Regions from separate parts of the Homo sapiens genome. Here region 1 is linked to region 2. Evidence: chromatin loops called from intact Hi-C (ENCODE). Cell type or tissue: Caco-2. All regions are shown on one strand.

Evidence for each region. A loop is a pair of places that touch in the nucleus more often than their neighbours do. Peaks named below come from ENCODE experiments on the same cell type or tissue, not always from the same donor. Only the 100,000 strongest peaks of a DNase experiment are listed, where the experiment ranks them.
Region 1: a loop joins it to region 2, with 2.8 times the contacts of the local background. A loop is called at or near these places in 3 of 110 quality-filtered maps.

The regions. Positions count from the first base shown.
Region 1 is chr2:30,458,920-30,466,919 of GRCh38, reverse strand. All of the region lies in intron 1 of LCLAT1 (lysocardiolipin acyltransferase 1), which reads right to left. Among named protein-coding and RNA genes, the nearest start is that of LCLAT1, 16 kb to the right of the region's middle. In Caco-2, no CTCF peak of the experiment used is centred here; no DNase peak of the experiment used is centred here.
Region 2 is chr2:30,545,131-30,553,130 of GRCh38, reverse strand. The region is part of intron 3 of LCLAT1 (lysocardiolipin acyltransferase 1); the gene reads right to left. Among named protein-coding and RNA genes, the nearest start is that of LCLAT1, 100 kb to the right of the region's middle. In Caco-2, no CTCF peak of the experiment used is centred here; a DNase peak (open chromatin) is centred at 3,960.

The DNA.
Region 1 (8,000 bases), 86 kb after region 2:
AGCTTCTGATTATAATACAATAAAACTAAGAGTAATTCAAAACAAACAACCCTAAAGATTTGAAATTCTTAAGCCTTCCTAAATAACTGTTGAATTAATGAAAAAATTAAAAATATATAAGACTTGTAGTTCCCATATGCTGATGTTAATCCAGATTACCAGGGGGTGGGGAGCTTGTTAAAAATGCAGAAGCTCAGGCCCTATACCCAGTGTTAAGTAGAATTGGAATATCTGCATTTTTAATAAGCCTGCCAGCTGAGACTGATATTCACCAAAGTTTAGAACCAGTGCAACAGAATATTTAGAAAAAATATAAAGACATCGCATATCAAAAGTTACAGGATTCATACAAAGCTGTACTGAAATAGTTTCTAAAATAGTATTTAAATAAACAGAACATAAACTAAGCAATGCAAATTTTAAAATCAAGCAGTCAAATTTTTAAAATAAAAGGTGTGATTAAAAAACAAAAATAGAAATATGGATGACAGTAAAAATGATTGATTAGATAACAACACACAGAAAGGGTCAGGCACATTGACTCATGCTTACAATCCCAGCACTTTGGGAAGCCAAGGTGGGAGGATCACTTGAGTCTAGGAGCTCCAGCCCAGCCTAGGTGGCAGTGAGACCCTGTCTCAAAGAAAAAAAAAAGAAAGCAGGAAAGAAAGAAAAGAAAAGAAAAGAAAAAAAGAAAACACAGAAAAAACAGCGGAACTTTAAAATGAGCTTGGTTCTTTATGAAAAAATTTACAAAGTCCTAACAATTCTAATAAAATAAAGAATTATCAAATAGGTAAAAGCAGAATTAGGAAATTTAATCATTTTTAATAAAGCAAGAAAAATAGTTTGTCAGCAAACTGAAAAAATACAACTCATCTAGACAACTCTAAGGAGTTACTTTATCAAAAATATAAGAAATTATATGTCAGTAAAAAAAATCAGAAAAAAATTAATTGTAACATTAGTTATATAATCTACCACTTGGTTGAAAAAAATAAAATTTGGGGAAAGTTTTAACAAAATGCAATGGACTTGAAATTCTTTCTGTTAAAGAAGACTTTTGTTCTTTCATGCCACTTCACTAATAAGAGAAATAAATACACTTTATTGTCCTCAATTCAAAAGCAAATCTCAAAATAATATAAATGATTCTAAATTACTCACTTTCCAGGCTTAAAAAAAGTCAAAATATTTCCTTATTAACTTTACTATTGAGGTTAACTTTTCATTTTAATGTCATTTTGGTAGAGTGTTTAGCCTGTTATTCAACACTGAGAACCAATAAATAACGGTGATTAGCAAAGAGTAGATAAGAATTAAGTGCTATTCACAATAATTAACATAGTAAATATAATGAATGAATCTTTCTTGTTTTAATAAAAGGGGCACAGCCCTTTTGTCTTTAGGGTGTACAGTAGTTTCCTATCGCTGCTGTAACAAGTTACTTGGTGGCTTAAAACAGAAAGTTATTCTCTTCCACTCCTAGAGGCCAAAAAAAGTCTGAAAGCAGTATCATTAGAACAAAAGCAAGGTCACACTCCCTCCAAAGGCTCCAGGTGAGAATCTGTTCCTTGCTTATTCCAGCTGTTGATGGCTGTGGGAATGCCTTGACTTGTGGCCGTTAACACTCAAATCTCTACCTCCTGGTCCAACTGCCTCCTCCTCCTCTGTGTACGTATAATCTCCCTCTGCCTCACTTTGATAAACATACACAGGATTGCTTTTAGGGACCACTCACATAATCCAGGATAAGTGCCCTAGACATCAAGATCCTCAATTTAATTACAAAAACCATTTTTTTTAACATACAAGGTAACATTTCACAGGTTCCAGGATTAGGACTTGAATATTTTAGAGAACCATTTTCAGCCTACCACAGAGGATCTCTTTAAAAACCTAACAGGCCTGGCCAGGCATGGTGGCTCATGCCTGTAATCCCAGCTCTTTGTGGGCAGACTGCTTGAGCTCAGGAGTTTGAAACCAGCCTGGGAAACATGGCAAAATTCCATCTCTATGTAAAAAATAAAACAAAAAGTAAATAAAAATTTAAAAAGAACAAAAACAAAAAAACCCTAATAGGCCAAGCCTTTTCGTCAGGAATTAGATACTATCCTAGTCTCCAGATTTACAATGACAAGGTCATAGGCCTTCTGACCCTAGACACTGCAAACAAACACCACTGAAATTAACTCGGGAATTTCATCAGGTGCACAGGAAACTATCACAGGGTATATCCATTTGCCCCAAGAATACAAGAGAAGTTTTGTCTGTTTCACTGTATGAGTTAAATTCTGCTCAAATTTTGTAGTCTCAAACTACCTATCTGCACGTATCTGACATGCAAATAAAAACAGAGCGTTCTTTCTCTTCTACATTGGTAAGAAGGGGTCTTTTTGTTGGCAAGATTTTCTTATTGCCCCAACATACTTTATAGAGTTGGGTAATAATAAACTAAGTTTTTAAATAAATTTGAGACAAACTACTTTCCAAAGGCAGCAAAATTTATTTTTATCCTCTAAATTTTTCCAGACACACAATTTCAAGACCCACTAGCCCTTGAATCTCCTCCAGAATCAAGCAGTTTCATTCCATAAAATCAAAATAAATTCCAGATGAATTAAAGAGTTACATGTAAAATATGAAAACATTATAGAATTACAATAGGAAAATGGGCCAAGAATCAAGAGTCACATACAAAAATGAACACTAAAAAAAAAGGGAAAGAAATCAGACTAATATGTAGCATGACACCATGTTTCCAATTACTTTTTCATATTTGACAATGATAGTATCCAGCAAAGTGAGGGCATAGGAAAATAAGGCCTCAAACATACAATTGCTAAGAGAATCAACTGATAGAGCCCTTTTAAAAGGCAAATTCAGCATGGCTGGCAAATTATAAAACACATATACATTTTTACACAATAATTTCATTCTAATCTATCCTACAAAAGTACTCATAAAAGTAAGAAAAGATAAAAATGCTCACGGAGGCACTATTTGTATGTGAAAATTAGAAATAGTATAAACGTCCATCAACAGAGAAATGGTTAAATTATGGCATAGCCATATAACTGGAATATTATGCAACCAGTTTTTAAAAAGTGAAGCACAGTCATCTAATATCCATGGGGGATCTGTTCCAGGGCCTCTTGAGGACATCAAAATCAACATATGCACAAGTTCCTTATATAAAATGACATCATATTTGCATATAGCCTGCTCACATCCTCCAAAATACTTTATCTCTAAATTACTCATAGTATCTAATACAATGTAAATGCTATATAAATAGTTATATTGTTTAGGGAACAATGACAAGAAAAAAGTCTGTACATGTTCAGTGCAGAGGCAATTCTTTTTCAAATATTTTTGATCCATGGTTGGTTGAATCTATGAATGCAAAACCTGTGGATACAGAGGGGCTGACTATACATTAACATAAGCAGTCATTCAGAAAGGTAGACATGACCCGTGAAGTGAAGAAAGCAACTTACAAAATAATGAATGACTCTGTTTTTAATTAAAGGAGAAAACAAAAAAAGAAATCTCTATGTATGATAACGTTTATATATTAATAGAAACCATGTTTTCAAAAAATCTTATGACATGGGAAAATCCTAATAATATAAAGTGAAAAAAGTAGGTTACAAAATTGTATAGGTAATGACATAAATAAAAGTAGCATAATAAAAATAAACATGGTTATCAACTATCTCTGAGTAATGTAATTCTGATCTGTTCTTCATATATTTTTTATAAATATATAAATGTATAAATATTACTTATATAGCATTCAAGTTGACTTTTTTTATTAAGAGAGAGGATCTTGCTATGTTGCCCAAACTGGTGTTGAACTCCTGAGCAACTAAAGCAATCCTCCTGCCTCAGCCTCCCAAGTAGCTGGCACTCCCAAGTAGCTGGTCAGGAGAGATTCTAACCCTAAAAAATACCAAGAGATTGGGTATAATGATGTGAGTTCATGTACAAAGAAGACTTTTTAAAACTATCTATTTACCAAAACTTATCTATGCTAAAGAATGCTCCCTATTCAGACTGGTTACTTTGAATATGTTTATTCTCATGTTCTACTACCAAAAAATTTTTGAACTTTTATAGTTTAAAATTTCCTTTGATCAGCTCACGTAACACAAAAAAAGGTAATTCTTATAACATAATCACCCAACCTTATCACGCAGGCTAGCCCCGAAATAGATTTTGGTTCATTCTAAACAACTCTAGCTTCAAAGGACAAAGCTTTAGCACAAGCTCTGTCAGTTAAAAGACTATGCTGCAACTTTCAACTTGTCTGGGGACAAGGAATAGACCCTGGTTTCAGAAGTTTCCCCCAGATAAACTTAAGTATTCATTGTCATCAGCACTGCCTTTCCAGTTCACTCATGGTCTTCCTGAGCAGAAGGGTCCTCCCCTCAGTCACAATTCTCAAAATCCTACCATCTCTTCAATGCTAAGCTCAAGATACACCTGCTTAGTGAAGCTGTGCCCCTTTTGAACTCTAGAAGCATCTTATCACCTGTACTACTGACTTGGTCAGCATGTGTTATTTTTATACGGACATTCTTTTCATATACTCTAACTTTCCAATTATACACTTTCATCTCCAGTGCAACTTACTGGAGATACAAACTGAGTGCCCCATCCAAGAAACACAATAGGTGCTTGTTTTCTTTTGTTGTATATAAAGACTGGGACAGCATTAATTTGAGCCTATTGGACTCCAGTGGGCCTTGAATGGCTGCCTGCAAATAATGGGTTTTATCCTACAGTAATGGAGAGTAACTGAAAGTTCTGAGTTCAAAAATGATGTGATAAAAGTTTAATTTAGGCCGGGCGCGGTGGCTCACGCCTGTAATCCCAGCACTTTGGGAGGCCGAGGCGGGCGGATCACGAGGTCAGGAGATCGAGACCATCCTGGCTAACACAGTGAAACCCCGTCTCTACTAAAAAACACAAAAAAATTAGCCGGGCGTGGTGGCGGGCGCCTGTAGTCCCAGCTACGCGGGAGGCTGAGGCAGGAGAATGGCGTGAACCCGGGAGGCGGAGCTTGCAGTGAGCCGAGATCGCGCCACTGCACTCCAGCCTGGGCGACAGAGCGAGACTCCGTCTCAAAAAAAAAAAAAAAAAAGTTTAATTTAGAAAAAGTGGTCCACAGCAGCCAGATTAGAGGAGGGTAATAATGTCTACAGCAAGGAAGATAGTTGGCCCAACCCAAAGGGTTAAGTAAAGGGCTTTAAAGTCAGAAAGCACTGACTTCTCCAACACTTCCTTGCTCTGTGACAATGGGCAAGTTATGGCTTTCCTTACCAGTAAAACAAAGATGATAAAATCAGACCTGGGCCAGGCCTGGTGGCACACACCTGTAGTCTCAGCCACTCAGGAGGCTGAGGCAGGAGGACCGCTTCAGCCTAGGAGTTCAAGACAAGTGGAGGCAACATAGTGAGACCCCGTTTCAAAAAACAAACAAACAAAACACCAACAACAACAAAAACACCAAAAACTAACTAGAAACAAATAAAAAAAAATCTAGGTCTTACCATGGTGGGCATTACATGAAATAATGCATGCAGCGCACATACCACAATGCCTGTCAAAGGGTAAGCACACTGCACTCTGAGACCAATTCTCTGACACCAACTAGGTGTCCTACAATTCAACTCAATTCTGACACTACCTGGAGTTCGTATCAGATCCCACAAGTTAAAGAGCAAGGTTTCCAACAAGACTGCCCTCACTTCAGTTATCCCCATGCTATCCACACTAATGTCCAACTTGGCTACAAATTCAGAGATTCCCAAAACCTCCCTTCAGTTTCAACGATTCTCACAGAAATCAGTGAAAGCACTATACAATCACAGTTTCATTATAAAGGCTACAACTCAGGAACAGCCCAATGGAAGAGGTGCACAGAGCAAGGGCAAGGTCTAGGAAAGAGGGCAGAGGGATGCAAAGCTTCCCTGCTCTCCCCTGAAGAAATCCAGGTGTCATCTTCCTAGCAAACCAGTATGTTCACTGCTATTCCAGGGTTTTTATATGGGGCTTCATGACCTAGGCATCAGTGATTAAATCACTAGCCAGATGACTGGGCTCTGCTATCTAGTCACTGCCCCCTCCCCAGAGACCAGGGGATGGGGCTAAAAGTTCCAAGGTCTCTCTGATGTGGACAGCTCCTTTCCTGAACTATCTAAGGGCCCACCCAGAGTCACCTTATTAGGATAAACTCAGGTGTGGTCAAAAGAGACTCTTGTTATGAATAACAAAAGATACATCTATAAGGAAATCCCAAGATTTTTTGAAGCTCATTGTCAGGAACCGAAGACAAAAGCCAGATATAATAGATTCTTCATCATATCACATACACAAGAAATGGAGACTATTATTTCAGAAACCGACTAGTAGACTACTGAAGTAACGCAAGCATAAAGATCAGGAGAAAAAACATCAAAAGCATTACAAAAGCAGCAGCAATAGAAAAAGGCTGAGGGGGAGGGTGTCGAAATTATCTAAGAAGGTTCAAGCCTGGACAATTAAATAAACAGAGACAGACATAACCTGGCAGGTAACTGAATATGGGATTGAGAATGAATTTAGTTTTAATCAAATTGAGACTGAGGTGGCAGCCAGAGATTGCAGATGAACACTGGGCAGATGGAGATCATGAGCCTAGAGATGAGAGAGGACATGGCCAGAATCAGTTGTCAGTTATTCACACAGATGAACCCCCGCTGGACTCCCCAAACCCTCACTGTTTCAAAAGGAGGATACTAGCTAATGGTATCACATAAGCTCCTATGTCAAACAAAAGCAAGTTACTGCATGCAGCAGAAAGTGTAAGGGATAACCTCCAAAAAATTTAATATTTTCGACTCTAAACAAAATGGTACCTAATCTTTAAAATAAAGATCCAAAAAGAATCACACAACCAAATGCCAAACAGAAATGCTGGGTTTGTTCTTTCACAGAAATGTGTTATTTTATTTTCTAAAAAAGGACATTTATCTCCCTCCAATAGAAATGAATGCTTATTTTTCAATGAAAAGGTTATAGAACAAGCATAGAACATGTCAACAATACAACATAAACAGGAACAAACTATGATCAATTCAAAAAGCTTTGTGTTCAGATATATGAAGCAAGACAAAAACCTCAAGCATCTAAATCATTACAAAGACTTACCCAAAGCTTTTAGAGTCCTGCTTTATGAAGTACGTGCAGTAGCTAGAAACTGCCTCGTTAATTGACCATGGGTTCAGAAGCACCACAATTTCCCTTCCCCTGGAATGCATATATCACATCATCCATTTGTTGCCAGCTTCCCAGAAGAGAGTACCCACTCTGTTTTTCAGCCTGTGAACAGGACAAATGGGAGAAAAAAAGAGAAAGCAGAGTTTGGGAACAGTGCACCGGGCTCATCAGATGGTTCATGGAGTAAACAGATTACGGGCCCAGGGACCTGAAACATCTGAGTACTGAATGGATTAATGCACAGGGCAACTCAGGAAGCTGGGTCATAGTGCTTAGGAAGGGAATGCCAAAAGACTGAGGTGAGAGCCCAATATGCATGCCACCTCTACAAAGTTCCAGAGAGAGAGGGCAGCTGAAATGTTAACACTGGCCAGGTCCTTGGAGCTTCTGCTTCTCCCTGAGCCAGAATGTGAACAGCAAGGGCAAAATCACAGCCTAGATCCCAACCCAAGAAAAAACAGGTAAGGGGCAGCTCCTTTCCCCCACACTTTGTAACACATAGGGTATTCAAGTTTCAAAGATGGCTAGAGGAACCCAAAGACCTTCCTAAAGAAGGAAAGCAAGCATGACCACATGCTGCTCATTTCCTGGATCCTGATTCTACTGCCAAATTACAAAAACCATTTTATTTTGCATAAAACTTTAAAATACGTTTGCAGTAGAGAAACTCTTGCTTTTGTTTATAGTAATTTCCTTATATCAGAATGAATGTTACTCAGTTATAAATATAAGTA
Region 2 (8,000 bases):
CTGAGTAATGAAAACATCAGCACTACTCACCTAATGCTCTAATAACTCAATCTCAACAATAGGGTAAAATTTATCACTGCTGTCCTTGTAGTAACTCAATATGGCATCTACTATGGCACTATGAATATGACACCAGAAGAAAAAGCAGGGCGGAAGAAAGACAGACAACTGCTCCTTCGACATTATTTTCAATCCTGAATAAACGATGTGGATGCAACCACAGAAATGCTACCCATAGGCCTCTATTAAATGAGAATGAACAATAGGAACAGATGCAAATTTTATATAAACTTTTATCACAAAGATCATAAGAAAATACTGTATTTACTGAGTATGGATCTGTCCATAATTAATAGTAGTTATACAAATAAATCAGGGAGTTAAGTAACAAGTAGTTATACTTTTCAGAATTTCAACTTTTATTAGGGTGCTAAATGCTGGATAGATAAAGTTAAGGAAGATCTATCTTTTCTGAACTCACATTACAAACTGGGTAATGCTCTCCACATCCCTCTTCTAAGATGATTAATTTCCACGAAGGCTTTTAAAAACTCTGATGACAGGTAATTTTATGACATTTTTGCAGCAACAATCCTGTTGTAGTATGCCTGTATCATTAGGTTTCAAATGTGACTGTGCTGAAAATACAAGATAGAAATCAAAGTATAAAATATGAGCAAGTAATAATTACATAATACTCTAACAAACTTAATTCTAAATATAATTTCAAACTTGACACACCAAAAAGTGGAGAAAAATGGAGAAACCACTTGTACTACAAATTTCACTAGACTCCACAAACATAATCATATACACATGCAGACAGTAAAAATTCTTGCTTGACAATGAGGCTTCTTGGTCATGTTACAATTTTGGGGTTCATGTTAACATGAGAGAGACCAAACTCATCTTTCATATTATATGAGATTGGAAATTTGACCAATTTTCTAAATGAGCTATTATCTGAGATATTTCTTCCTGTTGCAAAACTGATTCCTAAGTACATTCCTAGCTTTGCACACTGAGAGGACCTATAATCAAAGACATCCCAGTAGCAATTAACATATGGTAGGCAGAATAATCATCCCCCAAAAGATGTCCACATCTTAATTCCTGGAACTGTGAAGGCACTGTGTTATACAGCAAAGGGGAATTAAGATTGCTAATCAGACGAATTTAAGGTAGTGAGATTAGCCTAGATTATTCTAGTGGGCCCAATGTAATCATAAGTGTCATTAAAGGTGGGAGAGAAACCCCATAAATATATACCTACTATGTACCTATGAAAATTAAAAATAAATTTTTTTTAAGTGGAAGAGGGAGGCACAAGATGACTTAGTACTGATGTGAGAAGGACTCAACCAGCCAATGCTGGCTTTGAAGCCAGAAGAAGGGGCCACAAGCCAAGGAATGTAGGCATCCATTAGAAGCTAGAAAAGGCTAGGAAACAGATCCCGTAGCAATCCTACAGAAAGAAACCAGTCCTGCCAATGCCTTGATTTCAGCCCAGTAGAACCCACATCAAACCTCTAAAACTGTTATATAATAAATTTGTGTCCTTTAAACCACTCTATATTTGTAGTATAAGCTGCAATGGAAAACTCATACAGAGCATAGTAAGTGCCTAGATTTTAGTTTCTCACATCATTCTTCATAAAAAAAAGGGATCTAGGGCTCCTTAGCGAAATGCTGAGTCTAGGGATGGGGCAAGGAAAAATACAAGATGAACCTGGAGAATTTAAAGTGCCAAAAAAATAAGTGGTTAAAAGAAAAAAGATGGTAGTATGTCAAAAGGACATAAGAGCCAACCTTCAGGCACTCCCAGGCTAGGCGCAGTGGCTCATGCCTATAATCTCAGCACTTTGGGAAGCCAAGGCAGGAGGTTGGCGTGAGCCCAGGAGTTCAAGACCAACCTGGGCAATGTAGCGATACCCACCACTTCTCTACAAAAAAAAAAGTTGTTGTCTTTTAAAATTTATTTTAAATTAGCCAGGCAAGGTGGCATGTACCTATAGTCCCAGCTATTAAGGAGGCTGAGGCGGAAGGATTGCTTGAGCCCAGGAGGTCAAGGATGCAGTGAGCTGTGAACGCACCACCGCACACCAACCTGGATGACAGAGCAAGACCCTGTCTCAAGAAAAGAAAACTCCCAATGGCCAAAGCTGGCCATTACTTTCAGCAGCAAAATAATGATAGTACCAGATTATAATCTAAAAATTAAAATAAATATCAATGAGTCCATATTGATATTATTAAATTACTAATTAAATAAATGGGGAGTAGGGGCAAATATTTTCCACAGAAGTATGAATAATATATATAAATAGTCTGCACTCCAGGAAGTAGAGCTTCATTCCTTTCCCCCAACAGCCAGCCTTTGAGTGTGGGCTGTGCTTAGTGGATTGAGTATGTAAATGTAAAGGGGAAAACAGCATCTTTGCAGTAAAGAAACCTGACAGATACCACCTTAACTAAGTGATTAAGATTAACATCACCAGTGATAAGCCATGTTGATATCATGAACCTCTGACATGAGAAGGGTACTCCACCTCTACAGTATTCTTCCCCCAAGCCTACAGCTCTAGTCTAATCACAAGAAAACATCAGACAAACCCAAACTGAGGAACATTCTACAAAATGTCCAACCAGTACTTTTCAAAGGCACCATGAAAAGCAAGAAAAGACTATCACAAAATGAAGGAAGACTAGGAAGATACAATGACTAAAAAGCAAGGTGGTATTCTCAGTTGGATCCTAGAACCACAAAAGGACATTAGTGGAAAAATTGGTGAAGTCTGAATAAAGTCCATTGTTAATAGTATTGCACCAAAATTAACCTCTTGTTTCAACAGATATACCATATAAGATGTTAACATCAGAGAAGCTGGGTGAAAAAGATAGGAAAATTCTCTGTACTGTTATTACAAATTTTCAATAAATCTAAAATGATTCCATATAAAAAGTTTACTTCAGAACATCTATTTGTTGATGCAAACTTGTGTTTGACTAAAAAAATACACAAATAATGGCCATTTTCCATTCAAAATCAAGGCCTAAATAATCTTACTTGGAATTCGCTTACTATACCATATTACTTGGTTGTAATAATTGAAGATTATCAGTAACAGCATTTCTAAAGATATAGTTTTGACATTATTTTCATTGTGGAAGAACATTTTTAATTCTTGGCTACATAATATGTCCCTGCCTGGTATTCATTACACAACAGTGTAACACTCAGAAACATCTGACTTCAAGCATAAGGAAAATATTTTCTGTAAGATTTGTTATATGAAATAAATGGAGAAAAGCCATATTTTTTAAATGACATATATAATAAATACAACAGCTAATTCATTTTCCCCCAGGTCTTACAATGTTGCCTTTCTCTTTTAAAATACCTGCACAATTTACAGATACTTAGCCCCAAGACAAAGAACAACTGAAGGCATGGAAGTCAAATTATCTATTAAAGTTACCAACTATGAGATACAGAGGGTTCATCTTGCATATCTTTTCTATTATTATTGCAAAGTGCCATTTCAAAGTTGGTTCAAAACTGATTATTATGTGATTTATTTCATTTGTGCTTTTCCACCAAATACAAAGCAGATTCAAAACCCTAAAGCTCCCTCCAAATTCTGAATTTCTTTCTACTGAAGTTACCATTATAAAAGCATATCTTTTAGATAATTTTAGAATGTAATTATTAATTTAAGCAAAGGAATTCCTCAATTTTCAGCAGACCTAAGGGTACTAAAAGTACTAGAGGTGAAATTCGCTTCCTAGCTCACATCTGGGATATCTAGCAGCCTAACGCAATGTAAATTTGCTGAGGTATTAGAAATAGTACACATCAACAGGATATCCAATTTAGGTAACCAATTGCATTAATGTCAGTAAGTGATTGATTAGATAACCTTAAAGCCCCCAGCCATTTCTCCTGGCCAAAGAAACTGTCAACTTCACACAGCTCAGGGCTTCAGCTCTGTTCAGAAGTCAGATAACACATTCAAAACAAAAGCTTCATTTAAGTTATTTAGATTTCAATGCCATCCTAAAAAATTACTTAGTTCTCAATGTCATTCTAGAAAGAAAGGTAATCCTGGTAAAACTGCCTGGCAGATGATTTAAATGAATTGAACCTTTCTTTTCTTCCCAATGGAAGAAAGTAAAGGCTAAGCTCTAATTTTTTATCTTGCCCAAATTCCTTTCTAAGGGATCTAGGGAGTCATGCCCTACAAACCATAAATTCTCATCACATGAGCTTTGTTTAACCCTGTATATTGTGACTTACTTTCCAGTCTTACTCAGGCATAACAAGGGAAAAAATCAAAATGTTTTACCCCAAAATATATTACCTTGCCATACTTTGAAATTGCCTTGTAAAGTTTTTTGTGGGAAAAATCCACATTATATAGATAATCCCCTTATCCCTTTATTTTCCTTCCTTTCTTTCCAGATCTAGGAGATAATCAGCTAAGAGCCAGACACCCTTTTAAATCTGATAAGAAACATTTTACAACCTGCTCTCTCTCTGAAGTTTGCTATCTGAGAGATTCCTCTGCACAAAAAAACCTGGTCTCCGCAATCCTTTACCTTAACCTAAACAATCCTTTCCATTAATCCCAGGTCTTCACATAAACTCGGCCAATTGTAAACCAGTAAATGTTTAAATTTACCTATAGCCTGGAAGCCCCTGCTTTAAGTTGTCCCACCTTTCTGAACCAAACCAATGTATTTCTTAAATGTATTTGATTGATGTCCCGTGGCTCCCTAAAATATATAAACCCAAGCTGTACCCCGACCACTTTGGGCACATGTTCTCAGGACTTCTTGAGGGCTGTGTTACAGGCCATGGTCAATCACATTTGGCTCAGAATAAATCTCTTCAAATATTTTACAGAGTTCGATTCTTTTCGTCAACAAACGTATATCCCCACTACTTACCACCCTCCCGGCCATGCATCAAAACTCATCTCGGCCAAGCAATGCTGGCAACCAAAACTACAAAATCAACAATTACCAAAACTTTATGTTTCAAATACCAATAGAATTGCTAAAATGAAATAATCTGTTATATATCTAAAAACAAGCAGAGATGTATGTGTGTCTTCCAGGCAACAGAACTAAAATATGTTTAACATATTCTACTTTATTTGATGGTTTTCATAAAAATTTTCATTCATGACTAGCATTAATAAAATTTACTGAACGAGTAAATCAAACAATGGATACATTTCTTATGGCTTGGTGAAATAGGGGAAAGCAAGTTACATCAGGATGCTTTTGGCTATAAATAACAGAATACCAATCTAAAAGTCATATAAACAATTTGGGTTTACGCTTCTCACGTAAAATAAAGTCTGGCCCCAACGCTAGTTCAGGAGCCAGGATCTCCCACTCTACTATGCCATCCTCCTGATGTCTGAGGACCTCCCCCTCTTTGAGGGAATGCCTGCAAAAGTTCCAAGCCTCATGTGCTAACACAATACTGTCCACAAGCAGAAAAGAGTGGCACTGGACCTTCATTGACTTCTTTCATCTTATTAAGGAGGAGTATCTTTCCCAGAGACTCCAACAGACTCCCATAAGACCCTTTGGTTAGACTGGCTCAAACAACCATCCCTGCTGACAGGAGGCTGAGAAAGCCAGTATCTGGTATTTTCATTCTCTGTCATAGGATGTGTGCATCACAGTGGTTCACTGTTAAGATTAGTAAAATACTACTTCTGACCTTTAGTTATTAAGTAATATGTGGAATAACACAGAGGAAGAAGGCTGTTGTGAAGCTTTATATGATTATTTAATAGGATACCATAATCTTATCAATATAATAAAGAAGGCCAGGACATCAGAAAGTTTGCTGTGACAGTAATAGCTATAGCATAGTTAATAAGTAGCTAGGAATCCTTGACTAGAAGCCCCCTTTGAAGAAAGAGTCACAGGTGGAGCTTCAAACACACTAGCTGCAGAGATTCATTCCAGGAAGGCTCAAGCTGTTGTTACTTTTGGGTAATAAGGCACCTTTACCTACTGTAGGTAGCAAAACTAATGCCTATGATTGCACTAAAGGAACTGGCAGGAGTGGAGTGTTACTGAGTCCTGTGGGGGCTTAATTTGGGAAGGGACAACTAGCATGTGAGTTTCCTGGCACAAAATCGCCAATAAGATGAATCTATTCATCTTAATACATTCATCAATAAGATGAATCCATTCATCTTATTCTTGTTATGAGCAGGAGGGCAGCATGAAATTGTGTTGAATTAAAAAAAGAACCCACCAAACTGGATAGAGTCAAAAATATTCATGACTTTGTTCTAATTTTAGTGAATGTCTGTTTTAAGTAGGAGGAAGCTGGGTAAGAAAGGGGGAGTTTTCCTTCTCACAGGAGGTAAAGTTAGGCATTATAGATTTTAAATATGTCAAACAGACATCTATTCTTTGTGGCTAACATGTGATAGTAAATAAAATTAAGGTGACTTCAGTAAATTTAGTAATTCTTAAAACTGTGTTAGCAATGGCACATTTATTTACACAAATTTATTGTAATGTTTATAAATACATCAATAAACTACAGATCAAACTGAAAATCTGACCACATGAGTCTTTCCAATTCCCATATCACTGTATTGAACCACTTTCATGTTAACAGCAGCATGCATTATAATCATGTTCCTATAGTGTACTAAAAAGGTAAACAACACATTGTAACTGAGTTGTTTTTATTCATGATCTCTAAAAAGAAAAATTCATATGTAAAAATACCAACAGCATGTAAAATAAAATTCTAATCATTTCATCAGATTTGACTAAAAAAATTATTTAATATTTTGGCAGTTTATATTCTGGGAGGCTGAACTTCTGAACAGCTTCCTATCCAGTTTCCATTATCCTGTGAAAGCAGCCCACTACAGGAACTTCTACATATCCAATAACAGTCTTCGTATGTCTTGAAAAACTGAGAATGGATGAAAGCATTCATCAGAGGCCATGCTGTTCCTGCTGGCTTCTCTCTGATCTCACTCTGAATAATCTAGATATATCACAATGTGGGCCTTTCCTAGTTTTCACCACTACACTACATTGCAGAATGTAATGCTTTAGAATTCCAGAATTATATAACAATTTAATATGAAATCATGAGGTCATATCAGGAAAATTTCTGGCTTCATCCATGACTTGGACAGGTTTTAAATCACTATCTCTTTAATATTACTCTCCTTTTCATGCTTTCTAAAAGGCTCAAACTCTTTTCTCACTCTACAGTGATTAATGATCCAGAGAAACCAAGAAGCCATGAGTTGGGTACGTACAGTTGGCACATGCATTTCCTGGCACAAAATCACTAGGCAAATGGACTTTTTATGACTGTTTTAAGTTTAATATTTCATTTCACTAGTTAAGTGGTCATAAAATTGGCTAAAAGTAAAAATCTACATATGCACCACCATCAGAGACAGTTGAACTCTATGAAACATTTTTTCTTAAAATCTATTCTGTATATCTTAATAAATTCTAAACAGTTTAGTTAATTTAACAAAACTCTTTATAACTTGACCTGAAATCTAAATACTTTTAATGATTTATTTCCTACCCTGTTACATAGGTCTATTGCTTTTATACTTTAAGAAAAGAACTTTCTATTCTAAACTCTCAGCCATTTCCCAACCTGGCACTACAGATACAGTGTTTTCCTTTAGTCAGTTGCACAAGAATTAAATAGACCAGATAATTATATTCTAAACATCTGGTAAGCAAACATTTATTTGAAAAAAAAATGCGCATAGCAATCTTAAATACTCCCTAAAATTACATCAAATTGTCAACAAGGTAAAACTGGTATAGTCTCAAACAGTATATAGTTGACCACTACGATGCAGCCATTCTTTTTCCTATCATTTCCTCCTGCAAACTCCAACTTTAATTCCCTTTTTAACTCTCACTGGCAAACATGCTGTTTTGTTTGCTGCTTACACTTATGCCTGGCTTAAATTACT